Linked DNA regions of Homo sapiens: region 2 is linked to region 1. A link is an interaction called in ENCODE POLR2A ChIA-PET data of the cell type or tissue named here. Cell type or tissue: MCF 10A. All regions are shown on one strand. Each heading gives the region's core, and the rest is flanking DNA. Links, peaks and the distances in the headings are about the cores only.

Region 1 (4,401 bases), core at 90-4,089:
TTGTTTAATGGCACTGAGCTAAAATAACCTTATGAATTTATTTTACAGGGCTGGGGATGTAGTCTTTGGATTTCGAAATATTTAAAGTTCAGATTGTCAAGCCTTCCTCTCTCCTGAATAGTACTCAAAAGGGCATGGTCAGTATTTGTTTCAGTGATTTTCCTCCCTCTGCCATACTATAGCTGTTCAATTCTTTTCTGCTGGAAATGTTCCTTCTGTGTATCTTATGCACTCAATTGGATGATGAAGTTAGTGGTATGGGGGAGCCAGTTCCCAGTGACTTGCACTAGCTCAGGAGCCCAGGCTGTGTACATCTCTTCCCAATGCTGCTTTCAGTGATGTCACATTGGCAGCTTGACATCAGCTGTGATGGAAATATTGACACCACAGAAATTGGCAAACATTACAAATCAGGGTGCTCTCCCCGCAAACACAGAAAGCTGGTGGTTCAACATTTACCAGCATACCACTGGTTATGAGTGCAATAGGCCCAACACGCTTGTTATTTCTTTCAGGTGTGCATTTCTACTTTGATCCATTATGGACTGATCTAATATTAGACATTTAGAGAAAAATTCTGTGGCCTGATTTCTAAGATCTTACAGGGTCTTTCACTTTGTCTCCAGCCCTTACAATAAAGGGCTCACTTGGGGTAAGGCTCCAGTTCCACAGGATGCTGGTCTAAGACAGGCACCTCCTGACTCTCAATATGGTATTCCCACCATACCTCTTACCAATCAAAACAATTACTTGTGGTCGGGCACGGTGGCTCACACCTGTAATCCCAGCACTGTGGGAGGCCGAGGCGGGCGGATCACGAGGTCAGGAGATCAAGACCATCCTGGCTAACACGGTGAAACCCCATCTCTACTAAAAATACAAAAAATTAGCCGGGCGTGGTTGCCGGTGCCTGTAGTCCCAGCTACTCGGGAGGCTGAGGCAGGAGAATGGCGTGAACCTGGGAGGCGGAGCTTGGGCGACAGAGCGAGACTCCGTCTCAAAAAAAAAATTACTTGCATGTAGAATTGTTCCCAGCTAGTAGGAAGGATTTCATAAAATCATTTACCCTAAGTTGCTAGCATTGACACAATGTGTTAACTTCTTTCAGATTATTTGTATTTTCCTAGTCTACAGGAAGCGTGCCAAGTGGTGAGATTTCTGGCAACCCTTCAGGCTACTGAGGGAGTTAAATAGAAGCCAGGGGCATTACTAACATTTCTTACTCTTAGGTTGGCCACCACCTAATGGCAACCCTGCTAATTAATTCTCTAAGTCTGGGGAGAAGAAATGCTGATGATAATAATAAAAATAACGATGTTTTCAGGATGTATCATTCCCTGTCCTTCCTGATAACATCGCAGGGAATTTCTCTGACTTTTGGTAACCTTCAGATAGGAGAGATAAGTTGAGAGAATGCAATCAGAATCTCTGTGACCCAAATATATGAAAGTACTTGTTGAAAAGCAAGGATTTATTGCCTGCAATTTGAGAAGACCCTAGAGATGGTCCCTCTCTTGTTTTGCAAATATACCAGTGATTACAACCAGAAAATGTACAGTAACTCAGAGGAGGGAAACTCAGGGCTCCTGTGTTCCAGGTGCACTCTCCCCTTTACATAAGCCTGCCACTTCCTCACTTGAGACTTCTATTCCCCTGGAAGTTTCCTTCCAGACGCAGTAAACAGAATACATCTGGATATGCCAAATCAGCAAGAATGCTGGAGAAACACACACTTGGTGCAGCCTAAACAAAGCCCAGAAGCTGCTGTCTGATGTTCTCAGGGACAGATGTCAGTGGCAGGCCTGGGCTGGCCTTGAGTGTGCAGGCTGCCAGGGGCGGTCTAGGCAGCTTCTGCCAGTTCTCAGACTCACCAGGACTGTTCACTGTCTCGCACTTGTTTCTTTTCAGGTTTTACAAGATTCATATGGTGTCTTTCATTTCAGTGCCTATTACTCATTTCAATGATTCAGCCGAGCCAGACAGCAAATGGACATGAGGTGTGTGGAGGAATCTACTGAAAACGGGATTGATTGGGTTTTAAGAAAGTAGGACTCAAGGCTGGATGAGGCAGCATTCTGAGAATCTTAAGTTCCCAAGGCATAATGTTCAACATTTACTGTCAAACCCAATTTCTGGCTAAGCCATTTATGCTTTCTGAATAAGCACTTTAATTTTCATTCACATCTACTCACCTTTAAAAAAATGGAAGTATGCACCAATTTTTAAAGAAATAGGACCAACCTTGGAAACTTATAATTATGAATCTTTATATTTTTATGATAGTTGATAGTTTACAAAGCTAGTTTCACTTGATCTTTACAAAAAACCCTATGGGGTGATATTTTTATTACCCACATTTTATTGATAAGGAATTAAATCTCACAAAGGTTTGAAGACTTTCCCAAAAGTGTCACAGGACAACTAAAACTAGTTAACCCCAAGGCCCTGTATCAGAATGATCACCTGCCTTTCCCCCACCAACCCACACTCACCAGGCACAGTGTCCAAGAGGCTCTGCCTCTTTCTCAATGCCATCTTTGGGTTGCCTCATCCTACCTGCAATGCTTACCTTCAAAGCAGATGCTGACAATGTGTTTGGATTTTGGAGGCTTGATTATGAGATAAAACTGAATAGTGCTGGACACATGTTGAGTTTCAGTTTTCTGACCCTTCTCTTTTGAGACTCCAGGTCCAACCCTCATCTGTACCTTCAGATTCATGGACACCACTGATGAGGTTCTGGCTTGCTTCATTTTCATTCATGACTTTGACTCCCAGACCACACTTTGATCCTGGTTCTTCCAGCGTTGATCTAGAAACATCCTAACCTCTAAGGCACCATCAAACCAATTTTGTCCAAGAAGTGTAAATATCATTGCCCACAATAGATCTAGCAACAATTAACATTTGCTGAGCACTTACCATGTGCCAAGCATGGTAAGTGATGAATGCTTTATGTTCATTAACTCATTTAATGCTCATAGCAACCCTTTGAGATAGGTACTCATAATTGTATAGATGAGAAAGCCGAGGTGAGTAACTTGCTGAAGATCACACAATAAGTGGGGAAGCCAGGATTTGTGCCTACATCATTTTGACTCTAGAGCGTGGGCTCTTAATCATTAGGAAGTACTGGCCTCCAGAAGTCATCTTACATCCACCTCCTCACAATGGATAATTGAGGATGACAAGTGGTTATAAGCACTTTCTTTGTTGAAATTTAAGCTTAAAAATTGATTTGGAGTTAGACATCAATCCATGACCTGGGGGAAAATACCTACAAAGAGAGACAATGGGAAGACTGAGAACCCATTAATGAAAAGCAAGCAGTCCACACTATATGGCTTGTAGTGTAACATTTGGACAAACACGTATTCTGTGGTGAGCTTAGGCAAGATGCTGCCCACACTGGGAAGGCAGCCAAGAATTACTGCCACCTCCACCCAAGAGGATCACCCTACTAAAGGCCACAGAGAGGACCAGCCCCCGTCAGAGACTGCTTGTAATTTCTCTCACTGTGGGAGCTTCCTAATGAATAAACAAACTAATAAAAGTATTTCTATAATTTTCTATGTGATTCAGATTCAGTGAAGCAGTAAGTCTTTGGTGCTTAATTATGCAAGATATCAAAAACACTTATTGTCCCAAATACTTTGCAGAGCAATAACATTAAAAAATAGTTCTAAGTCCTGTTTCACTGATCCAGACCTCTCTGTTTTTTCATGTATGATGCAAACTTTTAAAGAAATGAACAAAAGCCAGTCACTGGAAGCTGCTTGAATTAATGCGGATCAAGAAGAAAATGGCAACAATTCACAGTCCCCAAGCCTCATTTCAACTATTAGGATTCTCCCCTTTTAGATATTTTACAGAACTGCTAACGAGTTGTCAGTAATTACTTTATTGAGCATCTGCAAGGTGCACATCATTGTACATAGCTTGAAAATGTCAAATTGAGTTTTGTCACACCCTCTGTAAAGGCTTCCCTAATTTCCATGGTTTCGTGGTTTTTCTTCCTCTGTTCCAAGGAACATGTTATTAGTACCTTTACTGCAGCACTTACTTGTCCTTCATGTGTTACGATTGTACCATGTGTTCTCTCCACTAGGTTTTGAACTCCTCAAAGATGAAATCCATGCATTGTTCATCTCTGCAACCTTGATGTCCAAATACGTGTTTGACAGATGAACGAATGACTGAATAAATGAAGGATGGTTCACTTTGGTTCCTCCTCCCAACTACCTAGTCTGCATTTAGATCGAAGTGCTGATGCTGAGTGAGAAGACAACATTCAAAAGGCACAATGGAAAAGAGAAGTGTCCAAAGGCATAGCTGATCCACAGACTAGAAAATCAGCTCCATAATGAGGAAGAGGCTAATCCCAAGGCCTCAGAACATAAC
Region 2 (4,401 bases), core at 270-4,269, 58 kb after region 1:
TGTAAGTACAGTTAAGGTAATATCATCATGAGAGGCAAGGTTAGGCCACTTGGTTCCTAAGGAGTTTCTCAGGTGGGAAAAACTTATTGAGTAGACACTTGATATTCACAAGGAATGGATCCTGAGATCTTTGCAAATTCCTAATCCTAGCACTTTTCTAAATATTATCCTTATCTGGAGCCAGGGTTTTCCAGTGCATAGCCTTAATACTCCAAATCTATTGCCTGTTTGACTCTCATACCTGATCTCCCACCTAGTAGCTGTTTTTCCAGGAAATTCCTACGCAGGCTCTGATTTGAGATTGCTCATAAGCAGCTGAAATGACTGTTGTTAACTTAGTGAATGCCAGGGATCTGCTGTGACTGCTAGAGTCCAATCCAATTAGACAGTAGTATGAAGTGCCTGGTAGGAGTCAGATACATGTCATGTTAGCTGACACAGCAGGGAACCAAAAAGTATAATTCCTTCTCTCATAAGATTTGCATCTGGTAGGAAAGAGAGCCATTCACAGGGTTGGTTGTGAATTATGAGTGCTTTCAAGGGCTCTGTGGTCCCCAAGTTCCTCCACCCCCTGCTTACCTGAAACATCAACCACTCCAACTGCTCAGGGGTTTCTGGAGGAGTATGCATTAAGTGAGTTAAGACATTTATGCTTGCTTCATCCCCACATTCAGATCCCTGCCTTGGCTCCTACTCCCTCACTCTTACATGCCAGCCCCTTTGCTAATCTGTGAGCACATGTTGCTATCTCAGGGCATTTGCACTTGCCCCTCTGCCCACAATGAAGCCCCATTCCCGCGGTCACAGGTTCAAGGACCACATCCCCCGGAGGTTTCTGTAGCTATCCTATCAGATAAAGCAGCCTCTGTTACTCTCTAACCCCTCACTCTGCTTTATTTTTCCTCATAGCCCTTACAATTACTTGACATGTTATTATATATCACTCTTGATAATGAGAATAGATCATCCAAGAGAGTTGAAACTTGTCTTTTTCACTGTTGTGTCCCCAATTCCAAGAACAGAGCCTGGAACAGTAGGTTCTCAGTAAACATTTATTGAATGAGTAAATGAATAAATGGGTCCTGAAATACATAGACAGATGCAATGTGAATCTTTTAAGAAGAGGCTCTGAGGGATGGGCCAAAAAAATAAAAGATTTTGGCTGGGCACAGTGGCTCACACCTGTACTCCCAGCACTTTGGGATACCAAGGGGGGCAGATCACGAGGTCAGGAGCTCCAGACCAGCCTAACCAACATGGTGAAACCCCCCTCTACTAAAAATACAAAAATTAGCCAGGTGTGGTGGCACGTGCCTGTAATCCCAGCTACTCAGGAGGCTGAGGCAGGAGAATCTCTTGAACCCAGGAGGCAGAGGTTGCAGTGAGCAGAGATTGTGCCATTGCACTCCAGCCTGTGTGACAGAGCAAGACTCCATTTCAAAATTAAATAAATAAATAAAAGATTGTGATGAGAACAGGAAAAGATGCTCTCAGAGATCCACAGGCCTGAGTGTGGTACTTTTTTGGGTGGAGGGCCCTGAACTATTAGGACACAAGGAAACTGAATGCCAGGATACCAGTAGTACAAATATTACATTTTTGTAAGGTGGCACCTCTAACAATGACACCCTTTCCCTACAGCACTCAGGTTTTCCCCTCCTTTGTCTACCCGAAACTGCTTATCTCCATAACATCCAGCACTTGCTGCGGATTAGTGAGAAGGGTCCCCAGGTGTTACCCTGACAGTTGCTACAGATCAGTGGCAATGAGGAGCAACTAGAGAATGTTAGAAATTTCATCTTGAGAGGCTGGTGAGCAGAGTGGGATCTGCAAGGCAGCTGGAGTGAGGGGCTGTTCATTACCCTGGTTCTATTCAACTTATATGGGTTTCCTTCCCACTTATCTCTGCAGCCAATTCCTAGCAACTGTTTGTGGTTTTCTACTTAAAGCAATGATAGGTAACTAAAACACTGAACAAAACCCCAACTTCTAATTTCTATATGGTCACAGCTCAGTGAAATACATATCAGGGTGAAGTTATTTCTAAATATCTGGAAAGGACTTCTCACACATACACAAAATAGTTAGTGTAATGGTTAATCTTTATGAATAATTTAGTGTGGCCCGGTAGTCAGTCAAAACCTATAGTTAAAATTTTAAAATAAATCTTAGAGTCAAGACCCAAACACCAACCTCTACAAGTGTGCATTCAAGTGTAGTTTCTAATGCACATCTTACAAATGTGGGCTTATAAGTAATAATAGCCAACATTTATTGAGCACAAATTGTGTTTGCTTTGGTCTGAACTTGTTGTGTGCCAACTCTAGCACAGGTGCAAATAGCTAAGAGCTCCCTTTGCCCAAATAAGGAAGTGGAGAGCCAGAGGAAAGAGATGATTTACTGAAAGATTGCTCAATAAGCTAGTGAAGGAGTTCTGAAGAAAGGTTGGCTCTTCTGGCTCCTGATTGTTTTTGAAATCTTGACCTTGCCCTGGCAGCATTGCAACAAGGCCAAGTACAACAAGGAGAGGAATTTGCAAATAAGTATATGTGAACTTTTGTACAAATACGTGGGTAGATCATGAGAAAAAAAGAAGTTTCCTACTAGTGAAAGTAATAGAAGACAGTTTGGCAGTTTCTTATAAAACTAAACATACTCTTACCATGTAATCCCACAAGCAAGCTCTTTGGTATTTACCCAAATGAGCTGAATATTTTCCTCCACACAAAAGCCTGCACATAAATGTTTACATCATTTTTATTCATAATTGCAAAACTTGGAAGCAACCAAGATGTCCTTCAATACATGAATGAATAAATGAACTGCGATACATTCAGACAATGGAATATTATTTGGCAATAAAAAGAAAGGAGCTTTCAAGCCACAAGACATGGAGGAAATTTAAATGTATATTACTAAGTGAAAAAAGCCAATCTGAAAGGCTACATACTCTGTGATTCCAACTATATGACATTGTAGAAAAGGCAAAACTATAGAGGCAGTAAAAACAGTAGTGGTTGCCAGAGGTTAAGGAGGGATGAATGGGTGGAACACAGAGGATGTTTTAGGGCAGTGAAACTACTCTGAATAATACTATAAGAGTGGATACTTATCATTATAAGTCATTTGTCCAGACTCAAAGAACGTGCAACACCAAGGCTGAATCCTAATATAAACTATGAGCTTTGGGTGATAATGGTGTGTTCATCAATTGGTTCATCAGCTGTAACAAATGCACCACTCTGGTGGAGGATGTTGCTGAGGGAGGCTATGCATATGTGGGGACAGGGTCTATAGAAGAACTCTAACTTCTGCTCAGTTTTGCCATAAACTATTCTAAAAAAATAAAACTCATTAATTAAAAAAGTAATGGGTAGGGCTGTGGGAGTGGTGGTGAGGACAGTGGTATAACTGAGCATCACAGAAATAAAGGATATGAGAGTAGGTCCTTGCCCTCGGACTTATCCTAGAGGTAGGGAGAATGCATAAATGCACAGAATTCTTGCTCAAATCTATCAAGCACCTCCTACTTGCCTGTCACATTTACATCACACAATATCTTCACAAAAATCCTGCACTGTAATTTTGGCTCAGAGAAAATCAACGATTTTTTTCTGAAAGTCACATGACCACAAAGTGGCAAGGCCAGATTCAATTGCTGTTCAGCTGGCTCTACATCCGGTTTTCCTCTGTAACTAACTGCTGGAAAGGTAAAAGTGGTGAGTAAGGGAAAGGTTTGCTTTACTAAACACATCACGCTTCAGAATCAACTTTGTATACATGATACACAGCATGCCAATGGATGGGCTGAGTTTGTGACAAGAGGGAAAACACAAAACCACATCATCATTTATTTATTTCACCATTAAAAGAAAAATAAGAGGCTGTGAGGGAGGAGGTGATGGAAGGAATAATTAACAGAGAATCATTATTACTATCCAGAGTAATTGCCTTCCTGGAATTTCTCGTAACAAGGATGCAAGGTCATTTGTAATGGACAAACAGAGGCACACGTTCCTGGGAGTCACCCTCTCTTTGATAGCGAGGAAGGAAACCCTCGGCAGCTCTGGAGCCATGCCAGGGAAGCTTGCTGCACAGCTGGGTGCCAATATAAGGAGTGGCTTGGGCCCAGGGAAATCTATCTTGGTTCATCACAGTCACCACTTTGGCACAGGCCTCTTGACCCTTCATGTACTGGTGGGAGGACTCAAGTGGCAGGAAGATGCAGAAATGCAGGGGAACAGAGGGGAAAGTAGTGGGAGAACTCGGAGTAGAAAGCTGCATGCTTTCAGGACTGGCCTTTAGCTTCATCTCAACACTTCTGTTTTGTGGCAGCCACTCTGAGAATCTAGTTCAGCAGTATGAACTGCTTTCATAGGGCCCTTCACTACAGTTACTGAA

What was found. ChIA-PET counts read pairs that join two places held together with the same protein. Peaks named below come from ENCODE experiments on the same cell type or tissue, not always from the same donor. Only the 100,000 strongest peaks of a DNase experiment are listed, where the experiment ranks them.
Region 2: POLR2A ChIA-PET joins it to region 1 with 8 read pairs; 22 of 35 experiments call an interaction of 5 or more read pairs at or near these places.

Annotation. Positions count from the first base shown.
Region 1 is chr11:95,132,130-95,136,530 of GRCh38, reverse strand. It overlaps ENDOD1 (endonuclease domain containing 1), which reads right to left. Exons shown (of 2, transcript NM_015036.3): 2 at 3,886-4,401. Among named protein-coding and RNA genes, the nearest start is that of LNCRNA-IUR, 16 kb to the left of the region's middle. In MCF 10A, for the core only: no CTCF peak of the experiment used is centred there; DNase peaks (open chromatin) are centred at 1,890 and 3,410.
Region 2 is chr11:95,074,701-95,079,101 of GRCh38, reverse strand. No RefSeq gene overlaps it. Among named protein-coding and RNA genes, the nearest start is that of SRSF8, 10 kb to the right of the region's middle. In MCF 10A, for the core only: no CTCF peak of the experiment used is centred there; DNase peaks (open chromatin) are centred at 2,441 and 4,101.